Linked DNA regions of Mus musculus: all the other regions are linked to region 1. The links are chromatin loops, found by intact Hi-C in ENCODE. Cell type or tissue: heart. All regions are shown on one strand. Links, peaks and the distances in the headings refer to the core of each region. The heading gives the core; the rest is flanking DNA.

Region 1 (7,602 bases), core at 1,684-6,683:
GGGTAGAAGGAGGAGGCCTTTCTCGCTTGAGCTTTTGAGGTCTTTAAGGGTGGATCTCTGGTATTCTTGGTTGAATTACTATAAGGTATTGAATCTCTGGTTCTTCACTTATAAAACAGAAAGATTTCTGTCAGCAGGTTTTGGAAGCTTTCAAATAGCAAATATTAGTAATTTCACTTTGTTAACCATCAGCCCTTGGTAAATGAATCTCAGTATACACTACCGCCATATATTCAGTACAATAGCCCACTCTGGTGACAACAGACATCTGGGAAAAAGAACTGTTATGAACCTCCTTTCCTCTAGGAAATTTAATGTTTAAGCATTCAGATACAGTCATACAGCAATGCCTTAACAACGATTAAGTCATTCAGATTTCACAAGCATTCACATACAAGGGGTCACAGAAGTTGGGGTGCAAGAGTCTCGGATACCCATTTTTGCCTCCTTTCTGAGTCACATATGCCAATTTTTCACGGTGACTTGAAATCGTCTGTGAATGAATTGCTTATTACAGTGCTAATCACTGGGCCCTGTCTCAGACATACTAAAGGCCAGCCTTAGAAGAAGGAGCCTCTCTTTTAATCCTCAGACAGGTGATTATGTTAACAAGAGGCTGTGGCACCGTGCTCAATACTGCCCTCTTGTTCTTTTATATTTTTTTCTAAAAAAAAATAAAATAAAATGAATAATAAAGGTCTGTCTGCCCTAGCCTTTACTTATTGGCTGGATTAGAGGGGCAACGTTTAACAAAGCAGCAATCCAGGTAGACACTTGGCAGAGTTTATCATACAGCTAAATGAAAGTAGCCCTCCAGAACCTAGTCATGTAACTGATCTCTCATAGGTTAAAAAAAAAATCAAACAACCAAACAAAAACGGTCCAAAGACCACTCTCTGCTCTAGAGGAAGGGGGCTTAGTGAGCTACCCACCCCTCACCCTAAATCCTGGTTAAGTATATATACATATATATATTGATGTGTTGTTGCTGCCTAGATAATGACAGGCTTGGCTTCTGTGTGCGTGAATTTGCTAGGACTGGAAGTGAAAACATCTACAAAGCATGCAATGCCCTGGAACGGAATTCTTCTAATAAAAGATGTATCATTTTAAATGCGCGGAATTCTGATTCTGGTAATTCGTGCACTAGAGTGTCTATTTCGAGGCAGAGGAGGTATCATATGACAGCTCACGTCAAGGCAGCGTGGAGCCCTCTCGTGGACTCCCACCCACTTTCCCATTCACCGAGGAGAGGACTGCTCTCGCTGCCGCTCCCCCCACCCACCCCCGGCGAGCTAGCATGAAATCTCCCAGCCTCTGCCTAGATCAAATGGAGCTTCTCGCTGAAGGCGTGCGAGTATTACCTCCGCCATGCAATTTCCACTATCAATAATTTAACTTCTTTGCTGCAGAACAGGAGTACATATCGGCCACCAAAGACTCGCCCCCTCCCCCTTTTAACTGAAGAGAAGGGGAAATATATAGTAAGAGTCTAGAACCTTGGGGACCGGTCTTCCCCAGAGCAGCTGCCTTGATGTTTACTTTGACAAGTAGTGACTGAAAAAGGTGGGTTTCTTTTCTTTCTCTTTCCTCACCCCCCCCCCCGCCCCCGTTTGGTCTGCTGGGAAGCATATGGCTTTAGTGAGGTCTGTTATTGCCTAGGCTTCCCGGCTAGAAGCAGTAACTTGGTGTAATGCTATCCGGGGTTATTCATTAATAAAAAATACTGTTATTATCTTGATTGAATTCTATTAGGCACACTCCGGAGAGGTCAGGGCGCAAACTCTGGTTAAGCCGATGTGTTTAAGGTAGCGGAGTAAACCATAACCCCGCACACTCTGTGTAGTTTCATTGTGTGTTCGCTTTTTCTAGCTTTGTGGTGCGGGAAGGTGCGGGAAGGTGTGTCTGGGGCCGGGGCCTGGGGGTGGGGGTGGATGCACGCCCTCTCCCACAGAACTTGGGTGCTGGGATGGAAAAGATGGGGAGAGTTGCAAACCAGGGGAGAAAGATTTGAACGTGTGAGACTCACACTCGCTTCCTCCTACTCTAGAGCACATTGCGGGGAGTAGGGTGCCTAGGAACCGGGATTCGACCACCCCTCCTAGCAAAGGGCACCCTGCGGAGACCGCAGAGGGCAGGCACAGAGCTTTGGGTTTAAGCAGCGAGCTCCGGGGAAATGGAGAGAAGCCAGTGCAAGGCGATCAGGGATACCCCGAGGGCTTCCGAGGGCTTCCGAGGGCTTCCGAGGGCTGAGCCCCCGCAAGGAAAAGGCGCGTCGTCCCCTTTAAGCAGCCACCCCAATGGGTATCGGTGGCGCGGCGGAGCAGGGAGGGGATAGGGGCGGCGCTGTCTGACCAATCGAAGCTCAACCGAAGAGCTAAATAATGTCTGACCCCAGTGCCTGGCTCTGGCTGAGCTCTGGGTGCCCGTCGCTGCTGCCGTGCCGGGGCGCACCCGCTGGCTGGCTGTCGCACGGTTCCCAGTGCGCCCGGGACTCCCGGGCTTGGAGAAGGAAACCGCCTGGGGCGGCGCGCCACCTCCGCCTGGGAGGCTTTGATGAGACCCGGTTCCTTCAACTGCCACCACTGCCTTGGGGCAGACGAGAAAGCGCACGGGGCCCAGGGCAGGGCGCAGGGACCAGAAGCGTGACAACAATGTGACTCCACTGCCGGGGATCCGAGAGCTTTGTGTGGACCCTGAGGTAGGCGACTGCGGGGCGTGGGGCTAAGTGCGAGAGCCAGAGGCGCGTGCGCCCGGGAAAGTTGGCTAGGGGACTGAGAAGTTGTGGGACTGCAGAACTCCGGCTTCACCTTCGTCCCGGGACAGCGGAGGGGCGGGCTTGCTCCTGGGGAGCGTTCTCCCGGGATCCCACGACTCTGAGGGACAGTGCGACCCCAGGAATCCCTTCAGTGTGAGAGAAAAAGCCAAGGGAAGAGGACGACTTGCGCCATGGGAGCTAAGCCTGCGTCCCGGGGATCCCCGAAGTCCTCCCGCAGACGAGGAAGGGTGGTGAGAGAGATATAGAGCGACAGCTGTTGGGGGCTCAGACGGATGGCACCGGGACAGGGCTGGGATGAGAGCCCTTACCACCGGCTTAGGCACTCTCCACGCAAATTTGGACCGGGGTGGTGTGTAGTCCGAGAATGGGTCTTGGCGCCTTCTGTCCTCATCTCTTTTCCTGGGTATCACAACAGGCTGTTCACTGTCACCTGCTCTCTAGGGAGTACTACCAAAGCTTACTTACAGGTCCAAGGTCAACGTTTAACTAGGAAAACTTGGGACCCTTCTTATCGCTGGGGCCTGAAAGGGTCTGCGGAACTCCAGGACAGCCTGTATCCGACCCTCTGTCCATCCTGCGCACCTCCCTTTGGGCATCCTCCTGAGGAAGTGAAAGTTTTGACTTTCATCCGGGAGTAGGTTGGGTGTTTATGGAGGATGAAGAGGCTAGTTTTGATTTCCAGGGATGCTGAAACAGGAAGAGCAATGGATAAGCGACCTAAGCGTAGAAAGAAATAGCTGAAGATGGGGGCTTTGTGCTTGATGACAAGGAAGAAGGGGAAATTGCTGCCGGGGGTGGGGGGGGGGTGGTGTTGTTCCCCCCGGGGCTGCTGAGGGCGGTGAGCCACAGGCTGTGAGTTTGAGTTTGAACTGGTGTTTTAGTGAAAACAATTCGTGAGTTGGGGGTGGAGCCTGGGCTAGGAAACTGGGGATGGGGACTTGGGGATGGGGGGAGCCGGAGGGAGAGAGGGAGGATCCAAGGAGGAGGGAGGGGAGGGCCAGGAGAGCTGAGCTAGGAAGGTAGAGGGTGCCCTCTTCTGGCCACACTGGCAAGAGTAGCTGCTGGGGCTCGTCGAATGGGGGCGGGGAAGTGTTTTAGGGGCAGTTTTGCTGGTCGTTATGGGGGTTGCGAGTAGAAACTTGTTGAGTGGCGTTTTGAAACAGCTTCCTGAAGATGTGCGGCTCGGTTCGGAATTTTGGCTTGTTGCATTTCTTTCCTTGAGTTGCCGGGGTGCTTTGAGATACCATTGACTAAGTGCTAGGATTTTCTTGATCTTACTTGAGGGTCTTCCCGGCATCCTAAAATATCCGTCTTCTCAGCGTCAACAACAGCCTTTTAGCCCCTCTCACAAGAATACAGGATGTTCTTGTCTGGAAGTATGTTTCTGCCTGTTTATTAATCCTTCTAGAACTTATCCTTTTTTTAAAAAGAAAGCGATGTATAATTAGGAACAGTAATTGTTATCTAATTGTATATGAAAGGCTAAATGACTCCCCCTTCCCAACAATTGGATCAACTTACTGAAAAATATACCCCTCTTTTAATTCTTCTCCAAAAATCGATTCTTTTATACATTAGTTATAAGGTCAAAAGCCATTTTGATCCTTCGATTGATTTTTGTTTTGTCTTGTTGCATTATTTATTTATTTATTTTATTTACGGGTTTGATTCCTCTAAGCATCCGGGCCCCTGTAAGTTTGAGACACTATTTTCAGGTCGGAGGTATCTGAGGTTAGAACAAGAGCGGTTCAAGCTGTTACACACAATAGGCTTAGTCAGGCGCAGAGGATGAAATAACATTAGGGAGCTTTAAAAATAATTACTGCAGTTCACTGATTTTTCATAAGGTTTGGAGGTTTTGGTTTGTTCTTCCTCCCCTCCTCCCCAAGGCAAGAGAGAGAGAGAGAGAGAGAGAGAGAGAGAGAGAGAGAGAGAGAGAGAGAGACTTGTTGAAACGTAATCTCTACTGGAATTTGAAATATGGTAGTTACCATTATTGGAATTCCAGAATCATAAAGTTGTTTTCTGTTCCTCTTCTATGTTATTTTGTAAAAATGGGATAAATATTGGTAAATATTAATAGTAAATACAACGACACAGAACACACGTTGTATAGAGAACTGTTTTACGTCATTAAAATTTTCCTGTTTATAAATGATTCAGGAAGAAAGAAATAATTCCCAGATAAACAAGACTGTTGTGCATGACGTAGACATCTTGAAGCATTAGACCATTGCAGACACACTTAGACATAACATTTTTTAAAACAGACTAACAGTAATTTTTCACATACTTCTAGAGTCTCTCACAGCCCATTCAGAGCTTAGTTTGTAGTTTGGAATCATGCTTGTTTTAGGGTGCTACTTAAGGTCATTTGAAAGGATTGCAAACCTTTATGCATCCAGAAATTAAATCATTTAGGAAATCTGGTTTAGGATGCCTTGAAAGTATGCACCCTTTTAACTGCATACAAGAGGAACCTAGAAAGTGATCATTTGCCTAAACTGCAGCCATGGTTGCTTAAATCTCCTAAAGGTCCCAAGAGAGAAAAGGAGCTGGGTTACTTCTAGTTCATCTTGACTCGCTGGGAGGGAGAAATCATATTAAATGTAAATGCAAATTTCTAAAATCCTAGCACAAAGTCTTGGATTTTCTTTTAAAGGGGGCACCATTAAAATATAAGCTGTTCCCAGCTTCCTGTAATGTTTTAAGAGTCCAATTCTTTTTAATAGTCCCAATAATCTCATTTCTTCCGAATATAAATAGCTCTGGGTTGTAGCTTGGCACACGGAGCAGGCTGAGCACGCCCACCTGATAGTATAGCAACCAGCTTGTTTTTATTCTTTTTTAGATTCATCTTTGAAGCCTTTAGTAAAATCCATCTCCCCCTTCCCCCCTTCTTTCCCCACACTCCACATACCCTATATGTTGTAAATTGTAGCACAGTTGGCAGATTTGGGTTCTATAGATGTTATCTTCTAATCACCAAGAGAATCTGAGATGCACGACATGGAAGGAAAGGTCACACACAAGTAGTTCATTAAGAATTTAAGGTGTAGGAATTTAGTCCCGGAGTAGAGCAAAGAGCAGTTGTGGATTTTCTGAATGAAAACAGAACACAGCAAGAGGAGGGCAGCTAAACCTTTGACTGTTATGGAAGACACACTCCTGCTGCAGCAGTTATAGTGTACTGATCTCCTGCTAATGGTTAAAACACCAGCCTGTGTTTCTCTCCTTGTGGGGACGGTTTCCGTTTGTGTGAGGGGGCTCTTTTGGTCCTGTGACAGTGAGTATCTCTTTTTAATGGGGTAATTGCTCACTTGTCTCAACTTGTTTTCAAACAATTGTTATGAAGCACTTCGTTTCCACTAATTGCAAAATTGCTGCTTAATTGAAGGACTCTCAGCCGCCTAGTGCAGCCATTCAGCCACTGGCAGGCTCTGTGAGCTCAAGCTGTGAATTGCATTTTAAAGAGGAATCAGAAGAGAGTTTTGCAGAATTCCAACTTGAAAATGCTGGCTGTTGTTCACTGGAGGCAGAAGGAGCCATTTGAAGGATAATCACATTAAGTTGCATTATGATAAATTTTCTTTATTAGGATGGATAACATGCCCAGATGGGCATCAGAAGTGAATGAGTAGACGTATTGGTTACACTCTGGCCTCCATTTATTCTGTCTAGTATGGAGTAATGCTAAGAAGTAAATGATGTTGGCAAATGAAATCCGTTTGTCACTGGCATTGGGGAGTTAACCCTTGGAAACATCACTAAAGCTTTAGTACTTTAAAACTTAGGGAAGTGCATCCTTAAAGCCCCTCCATCTTCCACTTAGGGATGAGATTATTAATCCTAAATAATTTTACACTTGATCTTAGCCAAAAGGCCTAAAAGCAATAATCCTAAGTAATTTTATATTTCAAAGAATTACTAAACTTCCATCACTCTATCACAGGAATATGAAAACTTCAGAAAGTTATGGACCCAATTACTGAATAATGGAGTCATTGTTGATAGATTTAAAAAAAAAATGACGAAACTCAGTAGTTGCATGGGTATTTGAAAATTGTTAAGGGGGAAGGGAATGCTATCAGATCGATAGGTAGATAGATAGATAGATAGATAGATAGATAGATAGATAGATAGATAGATAGATGAAAGAAAGAATGAATTACAAGCAGTATGGCAAATTTCATTTATGTAAGTACCAAAGTGCAACTACAAACTCTGAGACACACCTTTGGTGAGGTAAATCTGACCAAACATTGTGGATGGCTATGGAGTAGCTAGTTGTCCTGAAGTTTCATTTATACATGGCCTGAAGTTCAAGGATGGTTACATTTGGAGAGCGAGGGGAGTAACATAAATTTACAAGCTTCAGTGGCAGGCATAATAAAGTAAAAGGTTATTTCCAAAGTTCCCAGAGAGTAATGAATGTTATGTAGTTTTCCCCAAAGGTTCACTTGAAAGAACTTTTCATTGGTTGTCATGGTCGTAATGTCCTGATTTTGAAAGCTTACAGAACCTTGGCGCTTTTAAATCTGCTTTCATCTCAGTTGCTTTGGTCTGACTGGGATTTTATGACGACCTTCTGTGGTTTTGATATGCCTCCACATTTTTTGGAGGGAAGGCAGGCAAAGGAGGATATCCTAATTTCAATATAACCAGGAAATACAAAAAAAATTACATGATTTTTTTTAAGTCACTGTACTTCAGATTGTTCTTTTTAATCCAAAATCAGTTTGTTTTTTTAAATTTCAACTAGTCTATATGAAATTTGCTAAGTATGTAATAGAAAGTCAGATAAATGTTTCAAATTAATTTAA
Region 2 (7,602 bases), core at 1,007-6,006, 820 kb before region 1:
CCTTTTAGGGTTCAAGGCAAATTCAGCAGCCGAAAAGTTGGAAGATCTGAGTATTCTGTCTGAAGTATGATATCTGGATATCAAGGTATCCCTGAATACTTCTACCTCTAAGTCATCCATGGAAAAACAAGCACCAGTTCATGATCATGAACTTGTATATAAATTTCAGCAGTTTTAAAGAAGATAAAATGAAAACATTCTAAATATCCAACACAACTCAATTAGGCAAATAAGCTGTACTGTCTTTGCACAGTGAATTAGTGGGCTATCTCTAAAAATGAAAAGAAGAGATGGTTTTCGTGCACTCTAGGTTGCCAAAACAATCATTTGTGAAGCAGTAAGTGGCATTTTTAAAAAATATATACGTATCTTCCCGGACATATGTGCCTGCTAAAACCCCATATAAATACACATAGACATCATAACAAGTGAATGAGTATTTTCTATGGGTTTTAGGACTAGGGAATTTGTTTTGTTACTTTGCTTTTTGGGTTTTCTGAAGGCTGTAAACTCTTTTTTTAAGAGGCTCAAATTTATCTTATGATTAGAAAGTCTGTCGCAGATTTTTGAAGGCATAAAAATGATTTAATCCTGTCATATATTCCAAAGACAATAAAAATCAGAGTCTCTAATATGGATATAGAATAGAAATACTCTCATGTTTTCTTCATTGATATTCATTTTAAAACTGTCCATGACCAAAACTAATTACTTACATCATTAACCTGGGTTAAAGAAACTAAAATAAAGCTTCAGGCTGGTTAGATTAAGTTAGATTAAGCCATTTAATTCCCTGAAATATGGGAACCTTGGAGAAGGGTTTATCTATTAAATGGGTGGAGAGATTACCTGATTAGGAAGAAAAAGAAGAAATATAAGAAACGTTGAAAAGGAGGAAAGATAAGAAACAAAGAGGACAAAAGTGATTATAGATTAGGTAATAGATAAATAGAACACTTATAGGTAGACGATAAATTGGTGATAGGTGGTATATAGATGAATGGACAAAGAGTAGATAGATAATGAACAGACAAATGGTATAATAACTCTATAGTTTTCCTGGAGAGATGAAAGAATTAAATACCACTTTTCAAAAAGCCCCAGACCCTCCACAGAGTGAGTCCTTCCTTGAACTAACATGTGAAAAAATTATTTCTAAAGGTGAGAAAATAGCCATGGAAACCAGGATGCAAAAGTTAATAAATGTGGCATATAAAAGGAATTAGACTACACTTGCTATCAATTTGCTTTTCAGGTCTAAGGAAATGTATATCATTTTCTGTTTGTGTTGTTTTGTTTGCTGTTCATTGTTTCTTTTCCACATAGGATCTCATGTGCTGTAGCCTGACTTAAAACTCATTATATAGTTTATTCTGTGGTTAAGGATGATCGTGACTTTATGATGGCTGTGCCTCCATTTCCTGAGAAGTGGGATTAAGGACTGTGACACCATGTCTAGCTTGGCTTCAGTCGTATTCAGCAAGCACTCTGCCAACTGGGCTACACTGCCACATAATCATTCTCTGTATCTTTTGCTATTTTTAGATTGATTGCTTTCTCACCTAGAAACTATTCTTTTTTTTTTTTTTTCAAATCTACTTTTATTTATTTACTCTCCATTAGTTTAAATCCGGGATGGGTACAGCATCACACGGATTCTGTGTCCAATGGCCTTTGCAGGAAGGTTGCTTCGGAATTTGGCACGAACCATACCGCTGTTTCCGTGGGCCCGAGTTACCTTTCCCCAGATCACTCTGGTTTTGTTTGGTTTACCTCCAGGAGTCACTGTATTGTTTTTTGCTTTATACACATAAGCACATCTCTTGCCTAAGTAGAACTCCGTTTCATCTCGGGCATAAACGCCTTCAATTTTAAGAAGAGCCGTGTGCTCTCTTTGGTTCCGGAGACCTCGCTTGTAGCCAGCAAAAATGGCCTTGCACCACAGCCTTCCAGACATACTTGCTGTTAGAAGTCCTGTTCCCAGCAGGCCCCAGCAATCGGGCCCCAAAGCTCTAGAAACTATTCTTAAAGAGGTATTTACTATGCAATAATATATAAGACTAAACTCTCATGATCAAATTTTAACTTTAATTAAAATAATTCTAGTATAAAATTATTATTGCTGATAATAGAATTGTGTTTTAAATATTCCACATGTTTTGTAAGCAGTTACTGGGTAGTATCTAATTTATTGTTTTCAGCTTTTCTAACAGGCAGGCATTGCTATCTTCAGAAGAGAAGCTAGTGTCAAAGTAATGCAGTGAATTGCTGAATTCACACAGTAAGAACTCCAATGAAACTGTCCTTGATGCACATGTCTTCCACGAAAAGCTGCTGATTTTCATGCATGGGTTGCAGTCATCTTGAAGACACTTGCAGACACAAGCAAGGCAGTTCCGTTCCTTAAGCACAAGGATGTAAGAATCATTGGCAGAAATGGGAGTTGCTGAGGGCTTTATTACCAGTGGCTGAAAGAACAAAAGAAGATCATGGAAAAGATTAGGTAGAAAATGCAGTCAGACCCTATTCTTCCTTTTGCAGTCCCAGGAGCTGGAGTTGGGCAGGGGTGCGTATAATCACCTTTGAGTCTGGAAGTAAAGACCTAGGATTATACAAGTATGAAGTACCTTAAAGAGGGAGTTTCAGAAAATCATCTCTATGGAGAGCAGAGTAAGCATCATAGTTGACTGAGAAATATAAATGCAGGCAAAACTTGTCAATTCAATGTGAGCATTTTTTTTACTTAAGATCTACAGAAGACAAGAAATTCATGATTCAATAGACAAGCTTTCATACAGAAGAGTTGGTGAGTTGCTGAAATCTCCTTGGAACTGCTAATTTTCCTTTGTCATTCTATTCACCCTTACTATACAGATCTATCCTAACAACAGCGTTTAACAAGGTTCTAGAAACAGAGAGAAAGGACAAATACTACAGGGGATGTTAAGCACTATGTTACGTGTGTGACATAGCAAATTTATTCTTAAAACATAATTTCTTCTACTGCAGTAAGCCTTTCGAATGACTTTTACTTTTGTTTTCCCTTTCTGTTACAAAATAATAATAATAATAATATATATATATATATATATATATATATATATATATATATATATATATATGGTCTCAATTGTTAAAATTACATGGAAAATTTAATTTCTCTTTATGGGTTAATAATCTCATGTAGTGATTGGCTTATCAGGAGTGGTTGTATGCTTCTCCTTTTAACTGTATCCTCAGAGAAGTCAGGAGGTAGCATGAACTTCATCATGAGGAAATTACACCATGGACATTGGCAAACACATCAAAAGTACCAGATAGGAGAAGTTCTTAAACATTCATCATTCTACTATCAAAAACTGCAGGGCTTCATTCATTTTTACTGTTGCAATCCATCTAGCCAATCAAAATTTGAAGGTAATTCAAAATATGAGCCAAATTAGTCTGTCTTCAGACTCTAATGTGTCATTCTCCAAAAAAATAAGGTAGAGATCTTTTAGAAAACAATAAGAAGATGTGCTATGTTAGTCCTAACACCTCCAGAGGTCCACCATTAGCATTTTTCCAGCATAAGGGAAAAAGTCTTTGTGAGTCCTCTCTACCCCAACTAAAAAGTACTTTAGTCAATAATACCAGCACTCACATTCCTTTCAGAGTCTTTCCTTATGCTCAAGTAATTTCATTAATGCATGGGTCCTTATGATAGCATGTCCAACCTTTGCAAATAAGAAGACCTGTTGGCTTTCCCCTTAGATGTTTGAATTTCTAGTTTAGGCTCCAAATAATGTACAGTTCTACAAGGCAATATGGTGGTGTCAAATGGGACCCAATCGCCACCACGGTTTGCTTTTATCCTCTTACTTTATGGTCTCTTTTCTGCTTGTCACCACTTTAGTGTGAACATGGGGAACTTATTTTCTACGTATTTAATTAGTTCAATGAAGGCTGTTTGAAACATAAGACGTATTTTTTCCATACTTACCGCATTCAGTACATATGCACCAAACATAAAAATGATATTTTGTCCACCAGAGGGCACTCCTATTGTTCCAAGTATAGAGCTAAGGATTATGGAACTCTTGAGGGAGAACCTAGAGACAGAATGAGAGAAATCCCAGAACTGCTCAAGTCTTCAATGAATGCCAGAAGGAACATTTAAAACAACTTTTCTTTACTTCATTTTAATTCTTCCCTTTCAATCCCTCCTCAGCCTTCCCACTATACTGATGAGAAAAAAAATCTCAAGCATATTCACAAACTCATTGAAGGGTAAATTGGGAGGGGGAGTAGCGGTAGTAGTGAAATCCTTTATTCCACATTTTCATCAGAGACAACTCTGCTAGAAACTATATATTTTTTTAAATGTAGCATTGTGGAGGATATGAAAGAATAACAAGAAATTGGTTTTAATAGAGTTACATCTTGGTGATTTAAGACAAAACCTCTCAAATTCTTTTCCTGTTGCAAAGCTGAGAACCATATGCTTTAAATGACAGGGCTTCTGCACTCCTCCTGGAACCTTACACTGTTCAAGTGTTAGGAAAACCAGAGACCGCCAAGGACTGTGGTCTAGTGTGTTGACAGCATGAGCCACAAGTTAGACCAACGTCTCACAAAAGCAAAATAAACTTTAGATCTTTGAGACACATTGTGGAGCTCATTAGTGGTTTCAACTAAGTGCTGTTTATTGACCTTAAAATTCTCCTCAATACAAGATTACATGCACGTATGTTTTTATCTTTTCCAAACATTTCAAACTATGAACCAGTTAGACTCTACTAATTTTAGACAGTAGTTCAGAGGCAAGACTTCTGCACCTCTCCAGTTATATTACTATTGTAAAAAACAAAAACAAAACTATTTCTTTTTTCACAATCACTAACCAATTAAGTCTCAAGATAATCTTATTTTAAACAATACTTTGTTATATCACTTTTAAAATGTCCTGAAATCCAGCTCTTTAGATAGCTAAAGTACAAATGCATATATCACAAACACTTAACAAAATAAATAAAAATGAAATAATTTATGTTTTTTTTTAATCTTGGAGAATGGTAACAATGTAATTACTAGAGTATAATGGATGAATAGTCAGAAGTTTAACCTTTTCTGGATGGTCCCAAATTGTCAGATAATATAGAATTTTGATGAAATAAATAAACTGACTGTTGGCATTGCCAAAATCAGAAGCAAGTCTGACTACCTTACTCAGTTCACATCTGGGTTCAGTTTGTACCCAATAAGAAGAGCTTAACCAATCATGTTGACTCGGTCTCAGTTCAGATGGAGAAGCTGAAATGTTTCATGAAAAAAACAGGAATAGGAGAATACTTTTTTAAGTCCTCTCTGAGGGGGGAGAATATTTTATATTATTTGAACAGTCATTACATAATTTCCTGGTGTTAGACAATCTTCTGGTTTGATGCTGTATGATATCTGTTAGAAACCACCTTTTATAGGAATATGCAGTTGTTATTTGTTTGTTTTTACTAATAATCCTCAGGAATTTAATGATTGGCAATTAATTATTTATGAGTCAAAACTTATGTGAGCATATCAGTGTCAAAACTGCAATACTTTTACAGACAAGAAATTATTAAGAGTTACTGTTACCCCTGGAATTAAAAGTAGGCACATAATGTCTTCATAGGATAAATCAATAGTCCATTATTTATTAAATAATAATAATGATACTAAAAAAAGTGAACCATATCTGACACTATTTCTTTTTCTAAAATACCCAAGGATAGTAGCAATAGATACCTTAACATATAAAGGGACACCTCATGGGGCCCTAAACACAGACATAGAATTATAAGCAACGAAGGCATGCTAAGAGCAAAACTTGATAGTCTCCCCAGTGAAGAGCCTATAGTTGGTAATCCAATACCAAGTTGTCAGCCCTGTGATTATATTCACATGAATACCATTATTCAGAATAAGAAGGTTGTATTTATAAATTTAGGGACACACACACATTTAAAGAAAAGAGGTCAATAATTTGAGAGAGAACAAGGGGATACATGTGAGAGCTTGGAGGGAAGATATGGAAGTGCAGAAATGATGTAATTATATTTTAATTTCAATTTTTTTAAATTAATGAAAAAATTTCTCCAGGGACCTAGTTAATACCTTCTCCTTTGTCAGATCTCAGTTCAATTATCACTTCCTTGGGAAAGAAACCTCCTTGATTAGGTCAAATCCCAACACACTATGCTTTCAAAGCATCATGCTTCTCTCCTTCCAGACAGTAGCAAAATTATAACTTTGCAACGATTTTTCTTACTTGAAAAATATCTCTTCCTCCTAATATTTATATTGCAAAAGACTGTTTAGTTTTACTGTTCTTTAAGCCTACATCTAGTACAGTACTGGAATATAGGGGATTCTCAATGCTTATTTATTTGTGGAATTAGGAATTAGTGACCATCTGAGAAGGTGAAAAGAAAATGAAAAAGAGTGCAATATTACAAAATAGTTAAGAAACCCATGGAAGGAGTTACAGAGACAAAATTTGGAGCTGTGACGAAAGGATGGACCATCTAGTGATTACCATATCCAGGGATCCATCCCATAATCAGCTTCCAAACGCTGACAACATTGCATACACTAGCAAGATTTTGCTGTAAGGACCCAGATATAGCTGTCTCTTGCGAGACTATGCCGGGGCCTAGCAAACACAGAGGTAGATGCTCACAGTCAGCTATTGGATGGGTCACACAGCCCCCAATGGAGGAGCTAGAGAAAGTACCCAAGGAGCTAAAGGGAACTGCAACCCTATATGTGGAAAAACAATGTGGACTAACCAGTACCCCGGAGCTCTTGTCTCTGGCTGCATGTGTATCAAAAGATGGCCTAGTCAGCCATCACTGGAAAGAGAGACCCTTTGGACTTGCAAACTTTATATGCCCCAGTACAGGGGAACGCCAGGGCCAAAAAGGGGGAGTGGGTGGGTAGGGGATTGGGGGGGTGGGTATGGGGGACTTTTGGGATAGCATTGGAAATGTAAACGAGGAAAATACCTAATTAAAAAAATAATAAGTTAGATACAAATGAAACTTATGTATAAATAATACAAATAAAATAAAGTTATAAAAGCATTCAAAAAAAAGAAGAAGCTCAAAAAAAAATCTGATTAGCTTTTCCAAGATGCATAGCTATCCTATGTGTTCCAGTGCCTCTTATAAAAACTACAAACCAAACAATAATGACTCACAATATCAAAACAAGACTTACAAACCAAATTTTTCTGCTAAACTGGTAATGGAAATAAGATGTATTTCACTTCTTGCATGAGCTATTAGTCACATTTTAAGTGAGTGATTGTTGGCAAAGCTAAATTAAAGATCATCTAACCTGATGAAAATATCTCTTCTCAGATAATACATGTTACCTTTTAAAGAATGAGAATATGATTGCATTTTATAACAAAAATCTATATCTGCTTAAACTAGGTATAAACATAGAGATGTCCTAAAATAAAAACATCACTTAAATAAGTATGAAAGTTTATTTCTCATTGCTACTCTTAAATTCACAATTAGCTTTTATGATGGAAGTTAGAATATCTTTCAGAGAAGAAAAATTTTAATTCAGACAAGA
Region 3 (7,602 bases), core at 1,522-6,521, 420 kb before region 1:
AAGGCCACCCTGATCTAGAAAGCCTGTCCCAGGGCAACCAGAGCTGTCCTGAAAAGCAACAACAAAGTTAGTCATGTGAGAAGCTAAATCAGAACTGAATACAAATATATGTGAAATATGTTATACAGACAGAACATGAATAAGATGTTTCCTTAAGGATAACACATCAAATTTGTCTTAGAAATAATCTGCTGAATGATGTGACAATGAAAAATAGTGACAATGGGGAGGTGGCAAAAAAAAAAAAACTAGAGATAAAACTCTAAAGGGAATTTCTAGATCTTAAGCATCAACAAATTTAAAAAAATGGTTAATTACTCTTTAAGTTCTCCAGATAAATTACAAAACTCAAGTACAACTACCCTTTATTTTAATTTTTCAAAATAATTGTCATTTTTTTATTCAGGTGTAAGTGCCAACAAATCTAAACAATATTCTTTGTGCCTCGCTTGATCATTATCACAATTCTTGGAGTTAAACATAATTATTCCTATATTACACATTGAAGAAACTAAATAGCTTGCCACATAGTCAGAGCCATAACTGTAACTGTAATGCAAGAGGCTTATCTTCAGAGCCTGAAATCTTTTATCTTCAGTGTTACAAACATAACCTAATGGAAGTATTTAATGTAACCATGCAATTTAAAGGTACAGTACATAAACTATGTGTATATATAGTATCTCTTGAATTATATTGTTAATGGAAACAGTCTCCTATACCTTGGAATTATACCTAAGTAGAGTTTATACCTAAGTAGAATTATACCTAAGTAAGGGCACACAGTATTTAGGCAAAATAATAGAATCTGGAATAAACAAGCTATACTCTATGCCCAGTTTTAATAACTGATTTTTATATTTGGGGCTACACAAGAATGCAAGTACCCACAGAGGCCAAAGGCATTGTGTCTCCTCCACCCCACCCCCACACCCCCACACCCCCAGCTACAGTTACAGGCAGCGGTAAGTAGGATGATGTGGGTGCTGAGAACTGAACTCAGGGTCCCAGCAGAACACAAGTAACCACTGAGCTGGCCCTTGTGCAGATTTGACTTTTGTTTTTGTTTTGTTTTTGTTTTTTTTTTTTATTTGTTTGTTTGGGTTTTTTTTTTTTTTTTGGAAGCACTGCTGCCAATAAAAACCTCAAAACAATGTGAGGGTAAAGCAATAAAAATGGACAACAAATTGTTTCTACTGGCATTTTATTCTTTACTGTACTCAAATTTCATGTATTTAACTACATTCAAGATTAAGTATATATGTATATAGATATACATATATATGTGTGTGTGTGTGTGTGTGTGTGTGTATATATATATATATATATAGCTTGTAACCCAGGTAAACATGGAGAAGGGGTTACAAATAGTTGATTATTTATATATAGTTTTTAGATTATTTGTAGTAACCCTCCTTGTTGGGATCGTGCCGTAAAAAAATCTTTTGAGTTCAAACTGTAAAGGAAATTCCTTCTTTGTAGCCCAGTCTACTACCAAAAAAAGCAGATCTCTCCGCAATCTTGTGAGCTTGTTTAATTTACTGCCAGTCAGTAAACCTGGCCTCTAAAGCAGATGCACTGTTACTGGGTCATTTAGCTTTTCTACATGGGCAAGGTTCCCTGAAGTCCTGGAAACCACAAAATTGGCCATGTTCAATTGTGGGAACACAAACAGGAGCCATATAAATAGAACTTCCTTCAGGATGCTAACAATTACTATTAGTCCCGAGAGGAAAAGTTACAAATCTAATTTTAAAGCTAGAAACGCGACCTAGGGGGCTGGAGGCGGGGGCTAAGGCGGGGAGGGGGGGGTGGAAAAGGGAGGATGCGCCCCTTAGTCAAAGGATCTCAGCCTTCCCTGGCCAATCTTAAAAGTGAAGGGTGGGAAAGCTGGGGTTCTCCAAAGCCAGGCCGGCAGTACACCGGAGGGGACGGGGGAGGGGCTTATTTCCTCACAGGCGGGGGATTCACTCCCCACAACCTCAACACCAAAAGTGCCCTGTCTCCAACCCTGAACTAGGGACTTCTCCTCACCTGAGGCAACAAAAACAACAAAAAAAGTTGGGCCGGCCGCGATGCTAAAACGCAGAAGAACCTGTTTGCGTACACCTAAGTCCCGAGTGGGGGAAACTTGTAAGAACGGACAGACGGCCCTCGTCCTTCCGTCGGAGCAACTGAAGTGTGTCTGCCTTTAGTTCCGCTGCTCCCAGCACCTACTTTGAAAGGGTGTTGTGGGTCAGGGGTTTCCAAAAGATCATCCTGGAAAAACAAGATCTCACTTTTAAGGGTTTTGGGGGGTTTTATTTTGTTTGTTTGTTTGTTTGTTTGTTTGTTTGCTTGCTTTAAGAATTGTTTTGATGTCTGGCGAAAGTTTAAATGTAACTTTCAATTTTCTGTCTACTATAAAATAATGGCTCCATGCATCATCCAATTTCTAACCAAAGGTGGAAATTTCAACCTTCTTAACCCTGTACTTTTGGGAAGTTCCGGTCCCCTACCCCGACTCTTTAATTTTGTTAAAAAGCATGAGGTTCTCTCGTCCTGTTATTACTTCTGCCAAATTCATGAGTTGACAACTGCACAATAATAGTATTGGTTGTATTGTTAAAACCTCTCTGTTTTAACCAAATGTATGATTCCTGGAGAGTATGGATCTCATTAGTGGAACCCTGCTATCAAGCAAGTGCAATGCAGAAGTGAAATTAAATGGGTAGTATTGGGATTACATGTGGCGACACTTGTAACACTAAGAAGCCTATATAGTGTGAATGTCAAAACAAGACAAAGATGGAATGTACATGCCTACTTAGTCATTTACCAATATAATTTTTCAAGATAACAAGATAAACATATTTTCAAACTAAATTAAAATATATTATAGTCACTTGACCTAGAAAGTATTTTAAAAACAAATGGCTAATTTTGACTTGGTTTCTTTTACAAGAGAAATACTTCCCTATAAAAGTTTTTCTAACACTTCAGTTTTCTCCTAATAAAATCAAAACAATATGTTTATATCTTATAGTCTGTTTTGAGAATAAAGTAAGGTAATGTTTAAGGGGTTAAAAATATGCCTGAGACACCAAAGGTCAAGCACTATATATGGAAAGAATATTTAAAACAAAATGAACTCTCCTCATTTTTTTTTTTCGAGACAGGGTTTCTCTGTGTAGCCTTGGCTATCCTGGAACTCACCCTGTAGAGCAGGCAGGCCTTGAACTCAGAAATCTGCCTGCCTCTGCCTCCCAAGTGCTGGGATTAAAGGCGTGTGCCACCACTGCCTTGCAAACTCTCCTCATTTTTATTACCAAACCAATGTCACAAAAATGATGATGGCATTAGTTGGTACATATACTATAATAAGAAATAAGTAGTCACTTTATTGACGCACTCTCCAGGGCTCAGAAAAAATTCATAAAACAAAGAATAATGTATAATTTGCAACTCTCCTGATTTTCTTCAGTAGATTTAAGACATAATCATAATCTATGGGATTTCAACGTAAAAATGTGACTAATAGTACTCTGCACTGCTGGGTGTGGTGGCCTATGCCTTTAATCTCAGCACACAGGAAGCAGAAGCAAGAAGATCTCTATATGTTCCAGCCCATTTGTGTCTACATGGCAAGTTCCAGGCCAGCCATGACTACTGGGCAAGACCTTGTTTAAAAATATAAAATAGATTAGATAGATAGATAGATAGATAGACAATAGACAGACACATGCATAAATCCTCTGCCCTGTAACATCCTATTTTTACAGAAATCTAAACTCCAGGAGGGAAGGGATGCTGACTTCAGTGTGTACTAATATGCTCCTAAAATCTGCAAGTAAGAGTTGCTTACTAAATAGAGTCATATAAACAATAACAATGTAATTCAGATCGTACTACTAAATTTTTCTAAAGGGTTGAGAATGTCAACTGATAAAAGGCTTGCCTAGCCAACAATACAAATATAAAATACCCTGCCAATTTTTTAATATTCCCTATGTTTTTAATGCATTTTTCTTTCTAATGTATACATTCAGAAATAATGCAATCTGAAACAAGAAGCCCATGATCCAATAATGTGACTAGGCCAATATATTTAAGTGATTTTTAGTTTGTAAGGTCATACTTGGAGCATGTTAAATGCTGGCAAATAGCAAATATTTTCGCAAATACCAAATATTTTTAATCAGTAATAACGGGAGCAGGCCAGGAAACCCTGACAAAAGAAGACTTGGGACTTGTAATTAATTCACATGGAGGCACCATACCTTCCAAAGCCTGAGTCCTAATCCTTGGGAACTTGACTAATCAGAAAGGGAAAAAGGACAAAATAACCCAGGCCCTTTTACAGGCCCGCAGACTCCGCCTCTCCCCCTAAGAGAAACATCACCCAAAGCCCAGGGCACCCCAGACCCTAGGACTGTGGCAATACTAAATATCCCAGGTGGCTGCTTCCCACCTGCACCGCCGCCCGAGCTCCGCCCACCTCCGTCACGGCTGCCGGAAACGACCGCGCGCGTTGCCACGGCGACGCCCAGGAAAGTAACTTCTCCTCCGGCATCTGAGGCCCAGCCTCTGGCGCCAAACTGCGAGTCGCTCAGGAAAACGTCTGACGTGCTGACGTCATCCGAACGGCAGCCAATGAGATGGATAGCTGGGGAAGCTGGCTTGGGTTTGAATTTGTGGCTGTGTTTGGAGCGCCTGGAAGCCAACTCTGCCAAGTTGTGACGGTCACTTCTTGTAGGTGAGTGAGGTGGGCGCTGTGTCTGGGGACGCGTGGGTTGATTCGAGGGTCGCCGGAGTGGAGGATCCGGTGTCAGGCGACAAATTAGCTTTCGGCGGGCGATGCAGGTCGAGGGTCCCCTCGGTATTGCGGCTTGGAAAGACCCGGAGCTACCGAGTGTGCATGACAAGGCGAGCCTTTCTCAGCACCGAGGTTCTAGGCTTCGCCACTGAACCCCGAGGGGAAGCTGGTCCCTTTCTCAGACTTAAACTGAGGACGCTCACAGTTCAGCCTCCTAGAGCGTGAGGTTCCTTCCGGATTCCAAATTCAGAGTGTCCTGCTTGGGCTGCACATGGGAGTGTGCGACTTCTGGGCTTTACTTCATGGGAGGAGCTTTTGTGCAGAGAGGCTGTCAGGTCAGTCTGGAGCCCAGTTGTAGCCTCAAGCAAAACCGGCCCTGACTGCTCACCTGTGATGCTGAAGGTCACGGAAAAAAAGAAACAAAGACAAAAAAGTGCCAGGAGGCCAGAAAGCAGCCTCTAATCCTGCAGTTTCTGCAGCCTTTTCAGCAGGAGCTCATTTGCCTTGCCTAGTACAAAAAAAGCCAATGCTGACTGTTGCTCATTATAATATGAATGGGGATTACTGGAGTAGAACTAATTTTGTTGGTGACATCAGTCCACTTTGTCCAGTTCCTACCTTGGGTTTTGGAAGGTTTTCTTGACCTTTGATGTTAGAGAATATGAATCCCACAGAGCTAATAAATAGTACTTGCTATTGAATTCAGTGTATGAAAAGAACTATTTCAGTCAGCAGGAATGATTTGCCTTGAGAGGTATTCTCATTGAACCAGTATTTACAGATATTTAAGATTTTTTTATTTTAAAGAGCATTTTGTCCCACTGTAGTTATACTTTTCAATAGACACTATAAATTGACTATGCTGTTAATGCTATGAAAGGCAATAGAAAAACAATTGGCCCACCACCAATACTGATAATCTTCCCTCGTGTTAGTAAGGCAGTCAAATCAGTGACTGACAGAAAGGTTTAAGCCAGATAGAAACTGTAAATGAGGCAAGGTCCCTGTTCTAAACCATGTCGAATCAGAATTTTCTACCTGAGTTGGGAATAATTCGTAGCTATGTCATTGTGCTTCTATACACCTGTTTGGAAGCATTTTCTTTTTCTCAGTCATGAGATTTGGATTTGTAGCTGGGTCCGCTTTCTGTCATATTAGTAATAACATTTGGAAACATTACTAAGTTCCTCCGTATGTGAGGCAACCTTGCATAGTTATTATGCGCGTTGAATGACTTGGGTATGAAGTGTCTGCCATGGTTCCTGGCAGAGAGTAACTCATGTGAGCATCACTGTTACCACCATACTGACCTGGGGAAAGCCTTTCAATCATATTCATTAAGAATACTTACTGTATGGTATCAGAAAAACAAAAGGAAAAAAACCAAGTTACATTTCATAATTCACTCCTTCCAGGAAAAACACAGAGGTGAGCAGTGATGGGGAGTGGGGTAATAGATTCTAATCCAAACATACCAACTAAATAACAATTCACAGGAAGGGGAGTGCATGTTGGCAGACTATTAATTTATTGCTGCAGTCATTACGTGATATATGTATAATGACAGTGTATATCTAGAATGTGTAGAATCCTTAATGCCACCTAAGTATTTTTATTTTTTTTAAAGGAAGTATATAATTTTAATTTTTATGTAGAAAATTCTCAGGGCCTATACATGAGTAAATTACCTTTTGGATTCTATGTATTTTTATATACTTTTATTAATTTAATTATTATTTATATTTGAGAACTGTATAGGTTTAAAATAATAATCCTATTTGCCGTCATTTCAGCATTCTTTTTCTTCTTATATTTCCTAACATATAGATTAATCATACAATTTTGTAGCAGGAAAGGCTCTTAAATACCATTTGCTCTTTAGTTTGAATATTGCCAGTTAGAGCCCCTTCATCATCCTCTTTTATACTCAGTCTTTCAGGAATGGATCAATAGTCTACTGTAATCTATAGACTTACTTTATTCCCACCAAAAAAAATCTTACCACTGGCTCTTTTGTTTCTTCTTTAACAGCATACCATTTAAGATGGAATATGACTTAATTGATCAGGGTCTATACTGTTCTCAAAGCATTGTCCAAAAAGAATTTGCAAATCTTCATCCTATTCCACAGATAACAATTATCTGTTTCATATTAAACATGGTCTTTGTACTTGATATAGAATCAACTAGATACCAGACTTTTAGCCATGTTTGAAAAAGAAAACATCACTTTAATGTAGGAGAAGGGAATCTTTGCTTTCTGGTGCCCTAGCTAAAGAACAAAGAGGAATAGGAAATAAGATCAATCTTAAAATCTGTAGCAGGTTGAGACACAAAGTTACACTTGACATTGTACTTCTTAAAACTCCTTTAAGAGACTGTCAAAATTTCTTCTCAAGTATCACTTGAATCCTTACTGCATTTTAAAATAACTATAGAAAGTTCCAATTAGCTTTAAACTCTTTAATCCTCATTAACTATTTTAAAAGCTTGGTCCCATCCTTATTCTAATTTTATCGTTTTAAACAATGAAAGATTGACCATAATTTTAAAGAATCATACATCTTTCCTACTCTCTAAAGTCAAGAAAATGAATAAACCATCTTTCCTCCATGCTAGTGTCGGAACCTAAGACTTGTGCCCTCCCACAGAGCTCCACTCACAGTCCAATTTTCTTATTAGAATACCTACAGCAGACAGAATAATCAAAATGTAAAAACCAGGCACTGTGACACATCTGTAGTTTCAGCTACTGAGGAGGCTGAGGGAGGTCAGATTAAACCCAGGTACTGAAGACCAGCATCTGT
Region 4 (7,602 bases), core at 1,345-6,344, 190 kb after region 1:
GACATGCTGCCCTTTATACAAGAATATTCTTTTTATGATTATAGTAATTCTCTTGATAATTTGCCCTGTGCTTTTGTAGAGGAAAATAATTTAGTTGGAAAAGGCCCTAGAAATAATCTTTTGAACTTCAAATAGAGTTCACTGAGTCAGTCTGGCTGTGTTAGAACCCCTGAGAGTTTTGAAAATGTTGATTCCAGCACTATTAGCACAAATAAGGGCTGTGTTCAATTCTCAGCAGCTAGTCAATAATAAACTCATACATAGGAAAAATGTATATTACTTGAGACTTTCCTGGAGATTCTGATTTATTAAAATTCCAAAGTTTTAAGGAATATATATTTAAATAAATGTTTATATTAGCTGCTATACATTATGCATCAAGTAATTTTCATTTGTTGTCATGTCTTCCTCAACATTCTTGATAACTGAGGCAACATATCAAAAGACCACACAGAGCCAGGCAGTTGTGGTGCACACCTTGAATCCCAGCACTAGGGAGGCAGAGGCAAGAGGATATCTGAGTTCAAGGCCAGCCTGGTCTATGTGTCTGTGTGAGGGCATATGTGTATATGTGTGAGGCTCAGAAACAACTTTTGGGAGTTAGTTCTTCCCTTCAACTGTACATTTCAGGGACTGAACTTAGGTCTTCGGATTTGGCTGCAAGCACCTTTGTCCTGCCTACCTACCACCATCTTATTGCCCCTACTGTCTGTGCTCACTAAGCAATCAAATTGTGTTTGTAATGTAGGTCTCCTACACCTTTTCATAAAACCTATAACCAAGAGTTGATATTTCTAATTGAAAATATGAGACCAACACAACTTAGATCCTAAGATAAAATAAATTGTTTCACCTTATTTAATATTATTGCTTTTGTCTTTCATTTTATTAAAATCCATCTTAGTCAGGTTTGTAGTGGCAGGTGCCTGTGTTCCTAGGACTTTGCAGAGTCAGACAGAAGGACTGTAACTTTGCTTTTTGAGGTTTGAAGATTTGTTTTATGTGTATGACTGCTCTACCTGCAAGTATGTATTCACACTATATACGTGCCTGGGCATCACAGATATAAGGAGAGTGTCAGACTTCCTGGAATGGAAGAAAATTTTTACCTGTGCTCTACTGTTCTGCCTCATTATGTCTTAATGACCCTTTATAAGCCAACTGTCATCCAGTTTTAGTGGATCCTCTTGCTCACAACTTCCCTTGGGAAGACCAAGTCCCCAAGGCTGCACCATGCACAGAAGTCAGGGTGCAGTTTCTGAGACATTGTTGGCTTATTTTCTGTATGATTTTATTGAGGTGGCTTAGGTAGAATTCTCCCCTGAGCAATAGAGACTCCAAGGCCTGACACTATTACATATGCTATGTTGTACTTCCAGACAGTAGTCTAGCATGGCTGCTCTCTGAGAGGCTCAACAAGCAACTGACTGAGACAGAAGCAGATAATTACACCCAGCCAATGGTCTGAAGTCCGGGACCCCTATGGTTGAATTAGGGAAAGGCTGGAAGAAGCTGAAGAGAAGGGTGACCCTATAGGAAGACCAGCAGTCTCAACTAACCAGAACCCCTAAAATCTCTCAGACACTGAGCCACCAGGCAGCATATACTAGCTGATATGAGGCCCCCCAACACATATACAGCAGAAAACTGCCTGGTCTGGCCTCAATGAGAGAAGATGCTCCTAACCCTTGAGAAACCTGAGGCCCCAGGGAGTGGGAAGGCCTAGCAGGGTGAGGTGGGGTGGAATGGAGGTATGGTGGGAGGAGAAGAATGGGATGAGGAACTGTCAGACCTGGAAGGGGATAATGGTGGGATTATAAAAAAATTAAAGATAAATATTAAAAAGAAGAAATGTGGGTAGTCATCATCTAATCTATCTATTTGACGATCTAGATACTACAGAAGAGCATACAAAAGCAGCCTTCTCTCTTGTTAAACTGAGTCATATACTTCTGCCCTTAGCCCAGCGGTTCTGATCATGGGATCACCAAACACAAAGTAGGGCTACCCGCATTAACTTCTGTTTTTTTGTTGTTGTTTTTGTTTTTTTCTTTGTTTGTTAGTTTGTTTTTTACCTGTGGCTTTGTACTGAGACTACTACTGTCTTCTTTCTCATGCTTCCATCTTGCAGGCCACAGATCATGATATATCTTATCTTTCATGATCACTTGAAGCAATCTTTACAGTAAGTCTGTGTTCCATGATTGTACACACATGTGAGTGTACACATTCTGTTAGTTATGTTTCTCTAGAGACAATAATGAAACAAGTATTCTAGGGTCGTCTTAATTGGTTCTGTTTTCTGAGTGCTGAGACAACTGCTCTGTCACTAAGCTACATCGGCAATATAACTTCCTAATTCTGATGGAGCATGTTTCCTAGTTGCTTTTGAGAAAGTATGTATGGAAAGTAATTTTTTAGAAGAATTTATATGTTTAGTATGAAACTGTGGGGCTGGGGGTTAACCCAGGATATCAGACATGCTAGACAAATACTCAACCACTGAGCTATACCCATGCCCCCTAAAACGTCTTTCAGTATGACTTCTCTCCTGATAATTTTATCAGCTTAATAAGTTGGCTCCTTCCCTTTAAAAAAACCACACATACCTGAGAATCATAAGTCAGTGGTAGTAGCACACTGTTTATGTAGCTTAGGCTGAGGTCATACTGGATTAGAGTAGGCCCCTGGTCTCCTCCCCTGGTCTAATAGGACTGGTCTCCTTCTAAGAAAATGCTCAGACGAAAATAATAGTGAGACTGCCATGTGAGTATGAAAACAAAGACTGAGTGTGATGGTTGGCATATGTTCTGCCCAGGAAGTGGCACTATTAGAAGGTATGGCTCAGTTGAGGCAGGTGAGGCCTTGTTGGAGTAGGTGTGTCACTTGTGGGTGTGGGCTATCACAGCAACTTCCTAAGTGCCTGGAAGTCAGTCTTCCACTTGCAGCCTTCAGATGAAGATGTTGAACTCTCAGCTCCTCCTGCACCATACCAGCCTGGATGCTGCCATGCTCTTGCCTTGATGATAATGGACTGAACCTCTGAACCTGTAAGCCAGCCCCAATTAAATGTTGTCTTTGTAAGACTTGCCTTGGTCACGGTGTCTGTTTACAGCAGTAAAACCCTAACTAAGATGCTGAGTAGCACAAGTCAGGAACACCAGAGACTTCCAGAAAACTGCTAGAAAGCCAGGCAGAGACAAGGAAGGGTTCCTGTAGATTAGAAATGAACATAGTACCTTTATTCCTGACTTGTAGCTCTCAGATTTGTGAGGCAATTATCTGTGGTTTTAAAACATTCCGCTTGTTATACTTCACTATGGAAGCTCTAGAAAACAAGGAGGGAATTCTAGTTTGAGAATTATTCAATTTTCTGTAACAGTTTTATAGCTTGCAGAGTCCTTCCAGCTGTGTTAAGGAAAGAAAGTGCATCCTGTTTCAATTTCTAGTCCTTAGAAGGTGACCTTTTATTCTCTGGAAACTTTTATGGTCTTCTGCGTAAGCCTGGAATTCTGGGATTTTTTGTGTGTTTATCATCAAAGACATGGAAAAAGACTACTCCAAAGGAGCAGAAGATAGAGATAAAGCTCAGATTTGTGTAGCTTGTACAAGTCTGCAGATTCGAGTCTCTGGAAAAGTAAGTAATGTGTAACCCCAGCTCATAAGAATAGCTCCTGTCAGCCAAGAAAACCTGTGTCATTTGTATGGAGCATGAGGAAGCTTGAAGGCTACTGCCCAGTGGTGGGATTCAACTACCTAATAACAACATGTAGAAAACTGCAGTTCAACGGAAAGAATGGGTCACCTGCAACCAGCTATTAAAACAATCCTGTCGTGCAGGTGTTACAAACTTAACACTGGACTATGATCTTTGCTACCCAAATCCAAGTTTCACAAAAATTATTTCATTGAAATTAGTGACTAAAAATATTTGGGTCCACCAAGTCTTCAAGAGTGGCCCTATGAGGATCTGGAGATGACAGACAGTGCTGTTAGGAGTACTGGCTCCTTTTCCAGGGGTCCTGGGGTTAGATTCCCAACACCCACAGGGCAGGTCTCAACCATCTGTAACTCCAGTTCCAGGGGAATAGATGCCCTCTTGTGGCCTCAGGTTTGTAAATGGTGCAGATATACATAAGGGCAAAACACCCATTAATATAAAAATTCTTACAAATTACAAAATGTACCCATAAAACAAAATCTATGCTTCATCCTTCATTCACAAGCAGATTTTGAATCGGCTAACTAAAAACAATACTTCGTGTATACCAAAGCGTTCTCTCCCGGTTGTTTTTTTTCCCACCTTTCTGCTCAAAGAGAGTTTTAGATAAAATTCGAATTGTAAATTTTTTAAATTAGATCAAGCTAGGATATTAAGAATTTATAAGAGGACTCGGACATGGGGAAACCAGCCTAGACGGTCAGAGGCTGCCGTCGGTCGGGTAAGGGCCGGAACTAAGGTCCTGACTTCCCCGAGGCAGGGGACACTCGGGACATCGGTTCTTTTCAACCTCAGGTTGTTGGAAGTGGACGAGCACAGACCCACGAAAGGAGGCCACCCGTCGGTCGCAAAGCGTCCCCGGCTACCGCTCTGCGTAGTTACCCGCATCCTTCTAGCTCTCGCGTTACTACCATCCTCGCCCTTCCGCTTTCTCGGCCTGGTCCACCGCGGCCCCTCTGTCGTCACTTCCTGTGGGTCTGCACCTCCGAAGAGAAGATGGCGGCGCTGGGCGAACCTGTCCGGCTGGAAAGGGGTGAGTGCGGCGGGGGTCGCGGCCGCGGTGGGTGGGGCGGGTCGAGACTACGAACCGCTCTGCCTGCGGGCCGGAGCGGAGGCAAGGTGACCCGGACGCTGAGCCCCGGAAGCCCTCGGCGGCCTCGGCGCCGGGCGCTGCTCGCGGGGGGCGCTGGCTGGCGTTTGAAAGCTCGCCAGAGCCGGCCGTTGAGGCTGGCGGCGGGCACAGCACGGCTCAGCGGCCTGCCCACGGCTGTAGGCACGGGCGCTCCCTGGGTCCGCACCGCAGCATCGGCTTTCAGCTTCATAGACCCTAAAAGCCGAGGCCACCACGCAGCCCGGCACTGTCTACGGTCAGTGTGCGCGAACAGATCAGTGTGGCCTCTTGGCCTGGTTCTGCCACTTGGCCGACACAGACACATTCCCGCAGAAACTCCCTCGCCCCCATTTAAAACTCAGACTCCTTCAGTACTGTGACCACAGCCTCCGGGCTTTGAGTTGCTCTTTCCTAACTTTCGCACCCCTCCAGCCACGGAGAGGATGCTTACAAAAACAAAAACAAAAAACAAACAAAAAAAAAACCCTCCAACTGACTTGATCTTGGGAAGGAGATTACATAACTAGGTGGAGTAGTGATTTGATTGTAAGTCACTTTTAAGTGCCATGCAATTCCATACTCATAAACCCTACACTTGGAAACCTGGTTGGTTGATTGCTTCTTAGAGCAAACAGCCAAGAAAAACCAACCCGATTGAAGAGAAGCCTGTGAAAAGACTCTCCCAGGGTCCAGTTGCAGCTTTCCAGTATTGTACTCTGTTCTGCCCCAACTTAAATTTCAGACAACTGGAACAAGCTTTGTACAATTCGGTAGTCATAGTAACCAGAAAGTACCAGTTAAGCATTTCGAGTGCTGTTGGCAAACATCGCCTGGGATGGAGTTTGACATTGCATATATTTAGTATTCACAATTATAATCTCAATATCGTCCAAGAAGGAAATCATTTTATAAAATTTGTGTATGTAATAGAACCTCTTTCCTCACACACTGTGCTGATTATGATTCGTTTTGCTTTTTATTGTAGTGACCATGGGAGCCTTTTGTTTCTTTTTAAATAAATGAACTTGTTTGTGACAGGGTAGCTTGGGAAAGAATAAGGTAGGCTTACAGCTGTGTCATTTTCCCCTCAAGTACTACGGTGTCAATGTGCTTTGAACACATTGTTACACAGGAACAAATCTGTTGGTGTTAACCAGAAGAGTTGCAAGTTTCAAACAAGATGGCGTTCTTTTGTATCTTTAAATGAAGCACAAAATGTGGACCTTTTCCCTCTGACATCTGCTTTTTGCTGTTAGGAAGTTTTTCAGTTAAACAGTAGAAAGCTCAAAATATTGGTAGGAATGAAGTCCTAGTTGGTTTTTGCCAGTTAGCAGGATAAGCAAGGCAGTTGGTGTCAAGTCCGATTCTGATCAAGAATTCTAACAGACCTAGCATATTCTCAAAAGTTCCACAGTACAATTCCACAGCAAAATACCAGTACATATGACCAAGTTCCTGTTTGCTTCAAAATCATCAAAGCACAATTCACTGGTGCACAAACTTAATGAGCATATATTTGGTATAGAGTGTTTAACTCATTTCTAAGTGTCTCCCTTCTCTCTACCCTCTCCTATCTCCTCTTTTCCTTCTTCCCACCATGTTGTATTGAGTTGAGAGCCTTGTACATATTAGGTGAGCACTCTGCCACTGAGCCGTTTTCCCAGCTGTATATGTAGGATTTTAATGTGGATAATGTATTGTGACTGTAAATCAACAACTGCTGAAACAACATTTACTAGCCATTCTGGTGGTGGGACATCAGAGCAAAGCTGGTCTGTTTGATTAACTGATTAATAGCAGTTTAAACTTTTATTATCTAAAACTGAATCAACTTTTTGCTTCTCTACTAAGTTTATTTGGACTTTTTCATAAACAAATGCAAAGTCCTAACTAATTCTGTGAAGTAAATGCCTGGTATTTTGTTGTTGTTGTTGTTGTTGTAGTTGTTGTTGTTGCGGGATTAAAGGTGTGCGCCACCACGCCCGGCTAAATGTCCGGTTTTTAACGTGGCATGAAATCAAAACTTTCCTCTAGTTAAGTCAAAGTATGCAAGGATCAGAATATATAGGATAGTATATAGACTTATATAGACTCTAAGGTATCCTAACCTTTGGAGCCAAATGAGCACAATTCAAACTTACTTAATTAAATTTAATTAGAATTTACTGCTACTTAATTAGCAATAAGAATATACTGAGGCTGGGGTTCAGAAAAACCTTAGGAAAAAACTCAGAACAGAGATTGTGATTAATAGTGTTATAACATGAAGTTGAGTTTTCTAAAGTTCTTTGTTCACATTTTTTACATTCCCAATGACAGTTATCTAATATGCTAAATGTGTCTGTGTGTGTGTGTGTGTTTGTAGCTCTTTCATATTTTTTTCTTTTTAAGTTGTATATGTTGGGAGACTTTGGAGAGGGGCGTGGCAGAAGAGGGTGTCAGGTCCGTGGAGGTTTAGGTAATTGTGAGATGACCAAGTGGGTGCTAGGATTCAGGAAGTGCTGAACTATGTCTTTGGCCCCTAATACTTTAATATTTCTCTGTATAGCCCTGGCTGTCCTGGAACTCACTCTGTAGACCAGGCTGGCCTCAAACTCTGAAATCCGCCTGCTTCTGCCTCTCAAGTGCTGGGATTAAAGGTGTGCGTCACCACTGGCCGGCTTAATATTTCTTAAAATTAATCCATACCAAGGAGACATACATCTGTGCTTGTGAAAGCGTTTTATTTCCTTTCCCCATATGAGGAAGGCAGTATTATTGCTGTTTTACA

The links. Hi-C counts contacts between places; a loop is a spot of excess contacts. Peaks named below come from ENCODE experiments on the same cell type or tissue, not always from the same donor. Only the 100,000 strongest peaks of a DNase experiment are listed, where the experiment ranks them.
Region 2: it touches region 1 in a loop (21-fold over the local background); 20 of 42 quality-filtered maps call a loop at or near these places.
Region 3: a loop joins it to region 1, with 2.8 times the contacts of the local background. A loop is called at or near these places in 7 of 42 quality-filtered maps.
Region 4: a loop joins it to region 1, with 5 times the contacts of the local background. A loop is called at or near these places in 8 of 42 quality-filtered maps.

The regions. Positions count from the first base shown.
Region 1 is chr2:109,691,209-109,698,810 of GRCm38, forward strand. It overlaps Bdnf (brain derived neurotrophic factor), which reads left to right and starts at 2,355. Exons shown (of 2, transcript NM_001048142.1): 1 at 2,355-2,701. In heart, for the core only: a CTCF peak has its summit at 3,822 (motif pointing left); DNase peaks (open chromatin) are centred at 2,383 and 3,803; H3K4me3 peaks cover 2,642 bases; H3K27ac peaks cover 1,525 bases; H3K27me3 peaks cover 3,005 bases.
Region 2 is chr2:108,873,302-108,880,903 of GRCm38, forward strand. It overlaps Gm39905 (a long non-coding RNA gene), which reads right to left. Exons shown (of 3, transcript XR_866639.1): 2 at 3,983-4,091; 3 at 2,179-2,468. It also overlaps the pseudogene Rpl35a-ps4. Among named protein-coding and RNA genes, the nearest start is that of Gm39905, 3.9 kb to the right of the region's middle. In heart, for the core only: a CTCF peak has its summit at 4,017 (motif pointing right); no DNase peak of the experiment used is centred there.
Region 3 is chr2:109,276,159-109,283,760 of GRCm38, forward strand. It overlaps Mettl15 (methyltransferase like 15), which reads right to left and starts at 2,132. Exons shown (of 6, transcript NM_029790.3): 1 at 2,035-2,132. Kif18a (kinesin family member 18A) reads left to right here and starts at 4,580. Exons shown (of 17, transcript NM_139303.1): 1 at 4,580-4,735. In heart, for the core only: no CTCF peak of the experiment used is centred there; a DNase peak (open chromatin) is centred at 4,593; H3K4me3 peaks cover 3,011 bases; H3K27ac peaks cover 2,425 bases.
Region 4 is chr2:109,886,168-109,893,769 of GRCm38, forward strand. Lin7c (lin-7 homolog C (C. elegans)) reads left to right here and starts at 4,711. Exons shown (of 5, transcript NM_011699.3): 1 at 4,711-4,754. The coding sequence starts at 4,718. In heart, for the core only: a CTCF peak has its summit at 4,109 (motif pointing left); a DNase peak (open chromatin) is centred at 4,674; H3K4me3 peaks cover 2,160 bases; H3K27ac peaks cover 1,751 bases.